Linked DNA regions of Homo sapiens: region 1 is linked to region 2. Evidence: chromatin contacts called from ENCODE Hi-C or POLR2A ChIA-PET data. All regions are on one chromosome and are shown on one strand. The core of a region is the stretch at or near the end of the contact, and the rest is flanking DNA. Distances in the headings are between cores, read along the strand shown.

Region 1 (7,651 bases), core at 2,931-5,430, 110 kb after region 2:
AGAAATGAATAGTTTTACTTCATTGTGGTCAAATAAGAACCTTGATGTTATTTCAGTTTTTTGAATGTTTTAAGACTTGTTTTGTGACCTAACATATGGTCTTTCCTTGAAAATGATCCAAGTGCTAAGGAAAATAATGTGTACTCTGCAGCCATTGGATGAAATATTCTGTAAATATGTATCAGGTCCACTTAGTCTATAGTGCAAATTAAGTCTGAGTTTGTTAATTTTCTGTCTGGAAGATCTGTCCAATATTAAAAGTGGGATGTTGAAGTCTCCACTTATTATTCTATTGGGGTCTATCTCTCTCTTTGCTTGTAATAATATTTACTTTATATATCTGGGTATTCCATTGTTGGGTGCGTATATATTTAAAATTGTCATATCCTCTTGCTTATTGACCCTTTTATCATTATATAGTCTCTTCTTATAGTTTTTGCCTTGGAATCTATTTTCTTCTGATACAAGTACAACTACTCCTACTCTTTTTTGGTTTCCATTGTCACGGAATATCTTTTTCCATCCCTTTATTTGCAGTCTATGTGTGTCTTAATAGGTGAAGCGTGTTTCTTGTAGGCACCAGATCAATGGATCTTGTTTTTTTTTTTTAATCTATTCAGCCACTCTATGTCTTTTGATTGGAACATTTAGCCCATTTGCATTCAACGTTATTATTGATAAGTAAAGACTTACTCCTGGCATTTTGTTATTGGTTTTCCTATTTTTTTGTGGTCTGCTTTTCCTTCTTTTTTCCATTCTGTCTTTCTTTTAGCAAAGGTGATTTTCTTTGGTGATATGATTTAGTTTCTTATTTTCTTGTTTTTTGTGTATCTGTCATGCGTTTTTTGCTTTGAGGTTACCATGAAGCTTGTAAATACTATCTTATAACCCTGGGTTTTTTTTTGTGTGTGTGGTCTTCTCTTCTTTCTCCTTCCTGTCTTCCTTTTAGTGAAGATGATTTTCTATAATGATATGATTTTGCCAGGTGCAGTGGCTCATGCCTGTAATCCCAGCACTTTGGGAGGCCGAAGTGAGTGGATCATGAGGTCAGGAGATTGAGACCATCCTGGTTAACACAGTGAAACCCCATCTGTACTAAAAATACAAAAATTTATCCAAGTGTGGTGGCGAGTGCCTGTGGTCCCAGCTACTTGGGAGGCTGAGGCAGGGGAATGGCATCAACCCAGGAGGCAGAGCTTGCAGCTAGCTGAGATCGCACCACTGAACTCCAGCCTGGGTGACAGAGCGAGACTCAGTATCAAAAAAAAAAAAAAAAAAAAGATATGATTTAGTCTCTTGCTTTTTTATTTTTTGTGTGTCTGTTGCATGTTTTTCAGTTTGAGTTTACCATGAGGCTTTCAAATACTTTCTTATAATCCATTATTTTAAGCTGATAACAACCCTGTTTGCACAAACAGACATAAAGAAAATTATTAAAGACTTTATGCCTTAACTTCATCTCCTCATTTTCTAATTTTTTGTTGTTACTATTTAGGTCTTATCGTACTATGTCTTGGAAAGTTGTTGTAGTTAGTAGTTTTGATTGGCTCATCATTTAGTCTTTCTACTTAGGATAAGAGTAGTTTACACACCACAGTTACAGTGTTATATTCTGTGTTTTTCTGTGTATCTTCAGGTGATTATTTATTGCTCAGTCATATCCTTGTCTTTCTGATTGAAGTACTCCCTTTAGCACTTCTTATAGGATGAGTCTGTTATTGATGAAATCCTTCAGCTTTTGTTTGTCTGGGAAAGTCTTTATTTCTCCTACATGTTTGAAGGGCATTTTCATGAGATTTACTTTTCTAGGGTAAAAGTATTTTTCCTTTCGCATTTTAATATGCCATGCCACTCTCTCTTGGCCTTTATGATTTCCACTGAAAAGTCTGTTGTCAGACACATGGGAGATTCATCGTCTGTTATTTGTTTCACTGCTTTTAGGATGCTTTCTTTAACCTTGACCTTTGGGAGTTTGATTATTAAATACCTTGAGGTAGTCTTCTTTGGGTGAAATCTGCTTGGTGTTCTATAATCTTTTTGTGCTTGAATATTGATATCTTTCTCTAAGTTTGGGAAGTTCTCTGTTATTATCCCTTTGAATAAACTTTCTACCCCTATCTCTTTCTCTACCTCCTCTTTAAGGCTAATAACTCTTAGATTTGCTCTATTGAAGCTATTTTCTAGATCCTGCAGGCATGCTTCATTGTTTTTTATTCTTTTTTCTTTTGTCTCTGACTGTGAATTTTCAAATAGCTTGTCTTGAAGCTCATTAATTCTGTCTTCTGCTTGATCATTTCTGCTATTAAAAGACTCCAATGCATTCTTCAGTATATCAATCGCATTTTTCAACCCCAGAATTTGTTTCATTCTTTTAAATTATTTCAATCTCTTCGAATTCTGAATTCCTTCTCTGCATTAGCTTGAATTTCTTTGAGTTTCCTTAACACAGCTATTTTGAATTATCTTTGATATCACATTTCTTTAATATGTGAAAGGTCACATATCTCTATTTCTCCAGGATTGGTCCCTGGTGCCTTATTTAGTTCATTTGGTGAGGTCATGCTTTTCTCGATGGTCTTGAGACTTGTGGATGTTCGCCTGTGTTTGGGCATTGAAGAGTTAGGTATTTAGTCTAGTCTTCACAGTCTGGGCCTGTTTGTACCCATCCTTCTTGGGAAGGCTTTCCAGATATTAGAAAAGACTTAGGTGTTGTGATCTAAGCTGTATCTGCATTAGGGGCAACCAAAGCCCAGTAATGCTGTGGTTCTTGCAGACTTGTAGAGGTATTGTCTTGATGGTCTTGGACAAGATCTGGAAGAATACTTTGGATTTCCAGGCAGAGACTCTTTTTTCTCTTCTCTCTCTTTCTCCCAAACAAGTCTTTCTGTTATGAGCCACCTGGAGTTCTGGGTGGAGTGAAACAAGCACCTCTGTGGCCGCCACTATTAAAACTGCACTGTGTCAGACTTGAAGTCAGCACAGCACTGGGCCTCACCCAAGTCTTGGCATAACCACTCTTTGGCTACCACCTATGTTTGCTCAAGGCCCTGGGGCTTTATAATCAGCAGGTGGCAAAGTCAGTCAGGCTTATGTCCTTCCCTTCAGGGCAGTGAGTTCCCTCAGGCCCCGAATAGGTCCAGAGATGCCACCCAGGTACCAGGTACTGGAGTCAAAAACCTTAGAAATCTACCTGATGTTCTATTGTACTGTGGCTGAGATGAAACTCAATCCACAAGACACAGTCCTTCCCAATCTTCCCTCACTTTTCTAAAGGCAGAGGAGCCTCACCCCATGCCCACTGCCACCACAGACTCACAGGGAGTACTGCCAGGCTACCACTGATGTTCCCTTAAGAATCAAGGGCTCTTCAATCAGCGTGTGTTAGATGTTGCCTGGCCTGGGACTCACCATTTAGGGCAGTGGGCTCCCCTCTGGCCTAAGGCAGGTCCAGAAATGCCATCCAAGATCCAATACCTGGAATTGGTAACCCTAAGAGCCCTCTTCATGCTCTACCCTGCAAGTTTGAGCTGGTACCTAAGGTGCAAGACAAAGTCCCCTTTACTTTTCCTTCCACTTTAGTGGAAGGAGTGAGTCTTGCCCCATAGCCATTACAGCTGGGAATGTGTTAAGTCTCATCTGAAGCCAGCAAGTCTGAGAGTCTCACCCAAGGCTCTTGACGTAGTACCTGGGTATCACTGTTAGTTATTCAGGGACCAAGGGCTCTTCAGTTAGCAGGCAAGGAATCCTGCCACAACTGGGTCCTTCCCTTCAATGCAGCAGGTTCCCTTCTGGCCCAGGGTGTGTCTAGAAATGTTGTCTGGGAACTGGGGCCTAGAAAGGGTGCCTCACAACTCTGACCAGTACCCTGTCCCATTGTAGCTTAGGTGGTATCCAAGATGCAAGACAAAGTCCTCCCCACTCTTCCCTCTTCTCTCCTCAAGTGGAAGGAAGAAGTCTCTTTCGGAGCTGCCAGCTATGCAGCCTGGGGTTAGGGGAGGTGTTGTGCCAGTACTCCCTTTGCCTCCCTGCCTAATGTCTCTGTCGGTTGAGTGGCCTCCCCTCCCCAGTCCACTGTTTCAGTGCCCAGTTTAGCACTAGGACTTGCTTAGGAGTTGCAGTCCTTGTGTCCTAGACTGCCTTTCATGTTTATTTGGGGCCCCAAAACACTTTGGCCCAAGGTGGTGTGGCTTGTGGGAACTCAAATTTCAACTGCTGGGATGGGCAATTGCCCTCTGGCTAGGGCTAATTTAAATGTTCCCTCTGTGTGCAGGCGTCAGCTGAGTTCGTTATTTTGCTTTCTGCTATGACAGGGCAGCACTGAGTTCAATGCCTCACTTCAATTGCTGTGCTTTCCCTCTTCCAAGTAGTCAGATTCTCTCTCCACACCCCTCAGCCACTGCTAGGGGATGGGGAGGTGGTGTCAGTGAGTCAAGACTGTTTTTCCTACCTCTTCAGTGCCTCTTTCAGTGATATGAAGTTAAAACCAGGTACTGTGAGTGCTCACCTGATTTTTTGTTCTTAAGAAGTTGCTTTTTTTGTGTAGATAGTTGTTTAATTGGTGTCCTTGAGGGGAAGGCAGGGGATGATAGGTGGAGCCTTCTATTCCGCCATCTTACACTGCCTCCCTCTGTATTCTTCTGTCTGGGTGTCTCTGAGGCTCTGTGTTCCAGGGTCTGCATGTTCATAAATCTGCATATGCCTCTTTCCATATGCCCTGTGTTAGTGAGTCCCCGAGTCTGTGCATTTCTGGAACTTTACTTTCCATGTTTGTGTCTCTGTGTTTCTGTATTTATCCTCTTCTCCATCTATTTTCCCCAGCTTTTGTCGATATCTCTGTATTATTGTTTCTTTATGTTACTGTGGTTGTGTTTTAAGTTGTTCTGTGATTCAGTCCCTCTCTTTTTCAGTTCCTGTGTCTTTTTCTCTGGGTTCCCATGACTGTTGACATTTCTGTGAGTCTGTTTGTCAGGGTGTCTTTCCGCATCTGTTTCTCTTTCTGTGTCACTCTGCCCCTGGTTTTGTTTTGGTCTGGCTCACCTCCTCTGTGTTCCTGCCTCTCTGTTTGCGTCTGGTGTCTGGTTCCATATCTTTTTATCTTTAAGCCACTATCTCTGTGTACCTGGGTCTGATTCCCTGTTCCCATGCCTTCTGTTGTGGCCTTGGTTGTCTGTCTGTGTGTAACTTTTTCTGGTGTTGCCAGGTGCATGTTGGTTCGGTGTCTTTGCACCCTTGCTTCTCTGGATATACTTCTTTGTCACATGTTTATGCCCATTTGCTTATATTCTGTCTGTCTGATCTATGTGTTTAGGTTTCCTTGTTCCTGTTTCTATCTTACCAGACATGTCCCTGTGTTTCTGTCTCTGTGTCTAGCCTGTGTCCATATGACTGTGTTTGTGGGTTCACATCCCTATGTCTACTTGTTCTGGGTTCTCTGTCTCTGAATTCCCAATGTGCCTCTCACTGTGTCACCATGTCCCCATTTTACCTGGGTCTGCATCTTGCCTCTCCTTATGTCTCTGGCCTGAACCTTATCTCTTTTCTTGTAACTGTTCAAGTATCCGAGTCTCCATGTCTTTATCTGTGGATCTGTGAACATATGAGTCTGTGCTCCTGTCTCACTCTTAGTGTATTCCTTTGCCTATATCCCTATCTTTGTCACCAAGCCTCAGTCTGTGTAACATCTCTGTTTCTACATCTTTATATGTCTCTGGCCCTGTGTTTCTCTGTTCTTCTCCTATTCTCTGCCTCATGTCTGCAAATCAGCATGTCTGTGTATCTCTGAGTTTCTACCCCTCTGACCTTGGTGTCTTGGACTGTGGTCCTGGTCAGTGTCTCCTTGGTTACCTATGTCCCCATGTCTCTGTGTGTCTTAATACCTCTGCTCCTGTGTCTGAATCTCTATGTTTATCTATCTCTTAGTTTGTATATAGTTATGTATCAGTGTCTTTACATTACTCATTATGTGTCTGTACCTAAGTGACCTTTTTTACTCTTTGCCTCTTTGTGACAGGGACAGTAACTGAAAACCACGAAGACACAGAGGTGCAGCCAGAGAGCATCTGTTCCTTTTTCTCTGAGTTTATGTCCCTGATTCTGCCACTCTGGCTCCCTGTCCCCATCTTTTTATGTCTCTATACCCCTATGTCCATGTTTGTTTTGTGATTCCTGTGTTTCCATAAATGTCTGTCCCTCTATCCATCCATATCTGTGCCCTTGTCACTGTTTTTCCGGGTGTGATCCTGTGTCTTTGGTTGTGAGTATGTATATATGTGTGTCTATTGCTATGTTATGGGATCCTTTTTTGTTAATTAATTAATTCATTCTTTTAACAAATATTTACTAAGCACCTATTATGTGAGAGGCACTGGGGATACATAGATGATTCAGAAAAGGTCCTTGCCCTCAAAGATCTCACAGTCTAAGTCAGGGATCCAGACAAGTAAACAGATGATTACTACACAGTATAAATACTGTGAGCGTGGAGGGTTGGGGGTGGGCTATAGGAACCCAGAGGACAGGACCAAACTCAATCTAGGGCAGGCATCAGGAAAGGCCTCCTAGAAGAGGTAACAACTAGGATTTGAAGGATGAATTATACTCACCTACAGGAACAAAGGAAGAGTGTTTCATGCAGAAGGAAAAGCACATGCAATGGTCCAGTGGTAGGAGTGAGCATGGTTTGTTAGGGAAACTCTGAGAGCCTTGAATATGCCATAGGAGTTAGGGAAAGCTGTGAGCAGAACTACTGATCATTTTTTCGTTTTACAAAAGTGGCTTGTAGGGCTGGTGAGGAGCATGGATTTGGAGAGGGTGAGACTGGAGATGTGAAGGACCATGAAGATGCAGGAGTCCCTGACTCTATGTCTCTGCATGTCTATGTGTTTGTATACCCTTGTATATGTGTTCCTTAGAACATGCGTGAGTCTGTGTGTCCCTGTGTGTGCTTCCATGTCCTTGGGTCTCTGTCCCTGGCTCACCCCATGCCCTGGTTTCTGGATCTCCCAAATTCAGGTCTCCTGGCTCTGGAATTCAGAAGCCATCACAGGACATAGGAGAGGTAGGGGTGGCCCAGAAGCAGCTCTACATGAGAGCGCTTCACCAGCCAGCAGGAAGCCCAGCGGGGCAGCAGCCTTGGTGAGTCCTTCAGCAGCCTCTTGCCTAGAATCACAGGCACATCTGGGCCATGGTGCCTTCGTAAGCATGGCCCCATAGGTCCTGTCACCAGTCGGATGTCTGCGTGCTGGAACTGCCCTGAGGGAGAGAGATGCAGTGCTAGTCAGGGAGGTGGCCTGAGTCCCTGCTCAGAGATCTGCAAGGAGGCCCAGCAGGAAATCCAGAGGGATTTAAAGGAGGAAGAAGGAGGGGCAGCAAAAGACCAGAGGGAAGAGGCTTGGCATTGTGGGAACTGTACAGGAGCCAGATGGGGCTGGAGTGTAATATGGAAGTAGGGAGCCAAAGTACATGAGATGGCAGAGAAAGGGGGACAGCCAGGTTTGGAGAAGACAGGGAAGATTAGAAAGAAGGAGACAAGAGGAGGGAGGAGGCCCAGAGGAGGTAAAAATATCTGTTTAACCCACTGTCACTCTTTGATGTGAGCCTCTGCCTCAGGTTCTGCCAGTGTCTCCTGACCTACAGCCTGGCTTCCTACAAC
Region 2 (7,097 bases), core at 614-3,113:
GAAGCTGGGTGAGAGGTACTTGGGGGTTCATTTACTCTTCTTTCTACTTTTGCATATGTTAAAAATTTTCATATTAAAGATAAATTAAAAAGTTCGTTCCTTTAATGGGGGATTATGTGTAATTGTCTTTTCTTAAAATGATGGTGATAGAAGGCAGTAGTTTGTTTTTAGTGTCCTTCTTCCGCAATATTTTATCCATCCTTTGCAATTTTTTGAAATATTGTTTGGGCTGTGAAGTCCTAAACTCTTGGGACTGTGAACTTGTGGGACTGGATCTGATCACATGAGGCCACAAACATTTACTGACAAGATCCTGGGTGCCAGACCCTGTTCTGGACTAAAAATATACAGCGAATTAGACACAGTCCACATTCCTGAGAATTGCTGTAGAAAATGAGGTAAGAAATGTAAAATCCTTCACACAGTGCCTGATACAGTGTAAGTGCTCAATAAACATTAAGTATCATCATCACCACCCTCACTACTATCATCATCACCTTCGATATCTTTCCATGTCAGTTTATATATAGCTCATTAAATTAATTAATTAATTAATTGAGATAGTCTGGCTCTGTTGCCCAGGCTGGAGTGCAGTGGCGCAATCTCCGGCCCACTGCAACCTCCGCCTCCCGGGTTCAAGCGTTTCTCCTGCTTCAGCCTTCTGAGTAGCTGGGATTACAGGCGCCTGGCTAATTTTTGTATTTTTAGTAGAGACGGGGTTTCACCATGCTGGTCTCGAACTTCTGACCTCAGGTGATCCACCCACCTCGGCCTCTCAAAGTATTGGCATTACAGCCGTCAGCCACCATGCCCGGCCTATATATAGCCCATTTTAAACTGATAAGTTTATCAACCATCTCCTGCCCCCACTGATACTTTCAATTTTTCGTTATTGCCAACAAATCAGCACGGCTTACACTTGTTCATAAGGCTCCTTGCAGTTTTTTGTCCTCTAGATCTAAGGTTCTTAAAGTGTGGTCTTGAACCAGTTTGCCCCAGCATTACCCTGGAAGTTGTTAGAAACACAAGTTCCTAATCTCTGATAGTAGATGGGCCACAACAATCTGTGTTTTAACAAAGCCCTGTAGGTGATCCGCATACACTTCTCTAGGAGTCTTGGATGTATATATATGGAAATGGGATTGCTGAGCCAATAGGATATATACCTTTAAAATAATGTTTTTTAAAATAAAATAGAGAGGGAGGGTCTCACTGTGTTGCCCATGCTGGTCTCAAACTCATGGACTCAAGTGATCCACCCACCTTGGCCTCCCAAAGTGCTGGGATTACAGGCGTTACATTAAAAAAAATTTAATAGTCAAAGAGCTCTCCAAATCAGGCACGAACTTTTACTTATATATTAAGGTCTTACTTTGAATAGGGTTACTAAGCCTGCTGAAATAACCCCTTTTCTTCCGGTACCCACTTTCATCCGACGTGCCCCGCCCGCCCGACTCGATTGCATCAGCCTCCTGTCAGCCCCGCCCCAGTGTACTTGCACTCGCAAGCGCAGCTGGGTTATCTTGGGACTAGACGCTCACGGGGCGGGGCTTCGATTCTCACTCTTGGAGCGGGGAGGCCAAAAGAGTCGGAAAGGGGCGTTATCTCTTTCGGAAGTGAGTGGGACAATGGCGAGCAAGCGGTCGTGAGCCTTGAGCTTTGCAGCTTTTCTTGGCTCCCATTTCCTCCTAAAGCCACGAGTTTACCAGCGTCTCTTACAAGTAGTGTGTCGCCACTTTAAAAAAAACATCAGGAAAGGAAAAGGGAGAACCCCGGAGCCCGAAGCTACGCCCGCCTGCGGCAGGGGTGCGCCAATTGTCCAGTGGTGAGGGCGCATGCGAACCATTGACAATGACGTAATCTTGCAGCTCACAGCCGGAGTGAGGCTTTCGGGGAGGGAGGAGCTCCGGTGAGAGTAACAGGGTCGGATTTGTCTGGGCCAGGCCCAGGCTGAGACGCCTACTAGGGGATGGAGGGCCCCAGAAGGAGGGAGAGGGAGGAGTCTTGGACTCTCTCGGAGAACGAGGCTGGGGCTGGCCACCGAGAGTGGAAGCCGCTGTCCAGAGGTTAGAGCCACCCAAGAGCTGGTAGTCGAGTGGCCGCCAGGGGGTGACCGTGCCTGCGTACGTCCACAAGTGGGCCCATAAAGACTGGCCCATATATTTTTGAAACTGTTTATTTTTGTATCTGTTTCCTCTTCTGCCCTGACATCCCAGAGAAAGAGTTGTGGGTGATTGACCTTTGAATCACCAGCACCTCGGGGAGGGCCTGGTACAAAGAAGACACATTTTTAAGGCGGTTGATTGACGGAAGGAAAAGACTGAAAAAACGAAAACAACAAGCCAAAAACCCCAAACCCAGAGATACCCATACATGACATAAAGTTAAGGCCTTTTTAAAAAGTAATAATAGAGGAGAAATTTTAAATGTCCATCAGCAGAGCTTGAGGCCATGCAGTTTTTAGGTTGTTGCAGTCAGAGTGTACACACAACCCTGCATCCTTAGTTATGGCATAATAATTTTTCTCTGTTGCTATAGAATCTCCACAGCCGTCATCTCTCAGCAATGGTTGTAGAATGTTCCATTAGACAGCTGTGCCACAATTCACTTAACCCTTCTCTTGTTGGATATTAAAACTACTTTCTAGTGTTTGACCACCAAAATATATCTCTGCAAGGAATAATTTTGTGCTTAGAGCTTTTCCTGTAGGAGTAGGGGTGGGTGGATATCGATTTAGGAGCAGAATTACCAGGAAAATGTCATAAACATGTTTTAGGCTCTTGTCGACCCGCTTTCCTGAAAGGGATCATACCCGTTGACATCAGAAGCCAAGTCCGAAATCAAACCTGGTGGACTCCGGGTCTTGTCTGTCTCCAGGCTGGTTTTAATTTCCGTATCCTGCAGCAATGCAGAAGTTTATTATTAGTTCTGACCTTTGGGGCAAGGCAAACACACACCAAAGGTTCGGGGACAACTTTAGCAACTGCAACAGCTGACATTGTGAGCGGGTGCAGCTCAGGTTTCAAGCTTGAGCAACTGGGTTGGATGAACTTGCCTCACTGAGACAGGGAATCTGAGAAGAGGAACAGGTTTGGGAGGGAGCAGATGAGATCAGTTTTAAATACATTTAGTTCGAGGTGCCTTTGGGACATCTAAAGGGAGGTATCCAGGAGACAGGCATACATACGGATAAACAACAGTTTTTGCCCTTCTCTGAACTCCCAGAGCTCCCTATCTGTGGATTTCTCATGGCTCAGTTTGCCTTTTACCTTTTACTATCCTCAGAGCTCCTTGAGGCCAGGATAAGGGCCTCATTCATTTGTGTATCCTTCCTCCCAGTGCCCAGTACAGTGCTTTATACCTAGAAGGCCATAAAAGTCTGTCCTGTATAATGAAATTTCATTGATTTCTTAATTGGATGATTCCTGCAGTAGGGGTCCTGATCTGGGTGAAAAAGTTTGGGAACCTTAAGAGTTCTGGGAAGGCTTCCTGTAAGAGGTGGCATAATGTTACCGTGAATAATTATGACTATTTGTTGAACACCTGCCATGTTCCAGTCACTCTGCTGCACACATGCATCAGAGATGCCACCACTATCTTTGATGGCCACTGGCCATCTTTACATCCCCTTCTGGGAGCACTGGCTCTACTTACAGCTCCTACCAAATGATCAAGCAAGGACTAACTATGTATTACATCCACCCTTCCTTTAGGATACAGCACCTGATCCAAGGCCAGCCCACAACCTGTGAGTTGTATGGCCCAGCTTTAGAAGATGAGGTGGGCCAATCAGATTGCTCTCTTGGGAATGTGAAATAAGAGATCCAGAGGAGAGTTGCCAGTTAGTTGTGGGGAGCTGAGCTGACAGGTCCAGTAGACCAGGATGCTGGGTAGGTGGGTGCAGCATTATGAATCAGGTCAAGTGCCTGTTAAAATCCTGGGGGAGCAGTTCAAGGTGGTTGGCTGAATGAGGAAGCTGGGGCAGATGTACAGAGAGAAGCAGACATGTAGTGCAGATGAATTACATTAATGGTAAAGCTCCAGAGCAGAGGGTCCATGCCTCATCCAGAAATTTCCTGCAGCTCCAGGCTTAATAAGCTTTATCTGTACTTCACTTCCTGCCCTTGGATTTCTGATTCGTGATCTAGCTTCACTGGGTTTCTGTTCCTTGCATCCAAAAGAGTCTTAACAAAAACAGCCTTTTAAATAGGTTTAATTTAATTTGCACTTCGGCCCTCTGAGGTGAGTGTACTTTTCCTCATTTTACAAGTGAAGAAACTGAGGCTTAGTGAGATTAACTTGACTAAGGTGACACAGCCAGTGATGGAGCTGGTCTGTCAGATTCTCTTAATCTTTTTTTTAAAAGCATTAATATGTTATTTTTATTTTTAAAAATGACCACAAGCTTGTCATATAAAAACAAAAGCAATCAATACAGACATAATCTGATCTGAACATCAATCAGCTCCTTCGACTCTTCCTTTCATTTATTTCCTTTCAATGTAAAGGAATGTAGCTCCAGCTACATTGGCCTCTGTTTCCAGAACACGCCAAGGTTGTTCTCACCTTTGGTCCTTTATACTGAGTGTTCCTTCTCTTTATTTAAAAAAAAATTTTTTTTCCTTCGCCAGCTTTAAACAGAGAGTCCCTTCTCTTTGTAATGCTTTTCCCCTTGCTTTTCCAGTGGCTGGCTCCTTCTTGTCATTGTCTTCACTCAATTGTCACTTCTTCAGAGAGGACTTTGCCAAACCACGCAGTATGAAATAGCCCACACAACTCTTGGCCCCACTGCTTTCTGTCATATAAACTCCTTTTTATTCCCTGCATAGCCCTTGTCACTGTTTGAAATTGCGTTGCTCATTTATGTAATTGTTTATTGTCTGCCTCCTCTTCAGAAATGAGAACAGAAGCCTTATCTGTATCCTGAGGATCTAAAACTGCTGGTATGTAAGTTCAATCAATATTTGTAGAATAAATGAATGTATAAACTAAAAACAAAGTTCTCATCCAATGCTTTTCTCTCCTAATACCAATCTCCAGAGACAGTAACTGTTAACAGTTTTGTCTACATCTTCCCATTTTCCATGCATATACAAACAAGCATGTATCTTTCTGCATAAAGATAAATATGAATATATGCTTTTGTTTACACCAATGAAAGTTCTATAATTGCCTTTTTCATATAACACTTAACATCTTCCTGTACCAATACATATACATCTACCTTATTAAAAACAAGACAAAACAAATTCATATTATTACAATGTATGGAGTTACCAGAATTTATTTAATTGGATGTCTTTTAGTGGTTATTTTTTTCTAATTTTTTGTTTTTATGTGTTGTAATATTGAAATAAATATTCTTATTATATATGTATTTGCACAAATGTCTCCCACACCCATTTGTTGTCTTTTGTCTTTGCTTGTGGTATATGCAAAGATAAACTTTGTTTAAACTTATATGGTTAGGTTTACCAATCATTCCCTTTATGGTTTTTGGGTTTTGTTTTCTTTTTAAATAATTTAATTTAATTTTAATTTTTATGGGTACACAATTTAATTTTTATGGGTTGTACATGCCTATGGGTTACATGTGATATTTTTATACCTGTTTATGATGTGTAATGATCCAGTCAGGGTAATTGGGATAACCATCACCTCAAACATTTATCATTTCTTTGTGTTGGGAATATTCCAAATCTACTCTTTTAGTTATTTTGAAATATACAATAAATTATTGTTAACTATAGTCACCCTATGGTGCTACCAAACACTAGATCTTATTCCTACCATCTAACTGTATTTTTGTACCCATTAACCAACCCCTCCTTATCCCCACCTCTCCACTACCCTTGCCAGCCTCTGGTAATCATCCTACTACTCTCTACCTCCACAAGATCAGTGTTTTCTTAACTCCCACGTATGAGTGAGAACATGTGATATTTGTTTTTCTGTGCCTGGCTTATTTCACTTAACATAATGTCATGCATGTTGTTATAAATGACAGGATTTCACTCTTTTTGTATGGCTGAATAATATTCAATTATGTATATATACCACATTTTCTTTATCAATTCATCCGTTGATGGACACTTAGGTTGATTCTGTGTCTTGACTATATTGAATAGTGCTACAATAAACATGGGAGTGCAGATATCTCTCCAATATACTGATTTCCTTTCTTTTGGATGTATACCTAGCACTGGGATTGCTGGATAATATGGCAGTTCTAGTTTTAGTTTTTTGAGGAATCTCCAAACTGTTTTCCATAGTGGCTGTACTACTTTCCATTCCCACTAACAGTGTACAAACATTCTCCTTTCTCAGCATCCTTGCCAGCATCCGTTATTTTTTGTCCTTTTGAGAAAAGCCATTTTAACTGCAGTGATTACAAATACTTTACCCACTCCAAAATTATGTATTAAAAATGATTCATCCATGTTGTCTGCTAGTACTTTTATGGTTTCAGTTTTACAGTTAAATCTTTGATCTATCTGGAATTTATTTTGGGGTAGGATTTAGGACAGGGATCTAGCTTCTTTTCCTTTCAAATGCTAAGTCTACTGTCTCTGTACCATCTATTGACTAATAATTATTGACTCATTGAATTGGAATGTCACCTTTATCAAATATGGAGTTTTCATATGTGCTTTTGTTTATTTCTGCACTATTTTATTCTATTGATCTGAATGTCTGTGCCTGCACCAGTGCCACCCCATTGTAATTAATGTAACTTCAAAATATATATCTTCATATCTGGTTGGGCAAAGCCTCTTTTGCTTCTTTTTCAGAAAATTTCTGCCTGTTTTCACATACTTATTCTTCCAGGTGAATCTTAGCACACATTGTGAAAGTAAAAATAATATAAAATTGCCTATTGACATTTTGACCGGGATTATATTGAATTTATAGGTTAATTTAGAGAAAATCATTGTCTTTTATAATATCGAATCTTCCTATTGGAGAGTAAGGTATGGATTTCTAGTTATTCAATTTTTTATGTTAGTAGAATTTTAAAGTTTTATTTTTATATGTTTTATGTGTTCCTTGTTAGGTTTATTCCTATTTTAGTTGCTATTGTGAAGGGGATATTTTTC

Evidence for each region. A loop is a pair of places that touch in the nucleus more often than their neighbours do. ChIA-PET counts read pairs that join two places held with the same protein, here RNA polymerase II (POLR2A). Pooled maps may share reads with other maps.
Region 1: a loop to region 2 is called in a map of gastrocnemius medialis, with 12 times the contacts of the local background. The contact joins two enhancer-like sites. A Hi-C loop is called at or near these places in 2 of 168 maps with a recorded cell type or tissue (gastrocnemius medialis and psoas muscle) and 5 of 50 pooled maps. POLR2A ChIA-PET finds 5 or more read pairs at or near these places in 3 of 52 experiments (HEK293T and WTC11).

What each region holds. Positions count from the first base shown.
Region 1 is chrX:54,742,856-54,750,506 of GRCh38, forward strand. ITIH6 (inter-alpha-trypsin inhibitor heavy chain family member 6) reads right to left here. Exons shown (of 13, transcript NM_198510.3): 13 at 6,063-7,251. The coding sequence ends at 7,040. Among named protein-coding and RNA genes, the nearest start is that of ITIH6, 52 kb to the right of the region's middle. Within about 2 kb of position 4,181, at least 2 of the 41 ENCODE cell types and tissues checked have a DNase peak (open chromatin) inside an H3K27ac peak, as active enhancers do; they include gastrocnemius medialis and psoas muscle, where a contact is called at or near this core.
Region 2 is chrX:54,637,933-54,645,029 of GRCh38, forward strand. It overlaps a transcript of GNL3L not described here. Among named protein-coding and RNA genes, the nearest start is that of GNL3L, 110 kb to the left of the region's middle. RefSeq lists enhancers at 1,251-1,776, 1,343-1,472, 1,763-2,012. Within about 2 kb of position 1,864, at least 40 of the 41 ENCODE cell types and tissues checked have a DNase peak (open chromatin) inside an H3K27ac peak, as active enhancers do; they include gastrocnemius medialis and psoas muscle, where a contact is called at or near this core.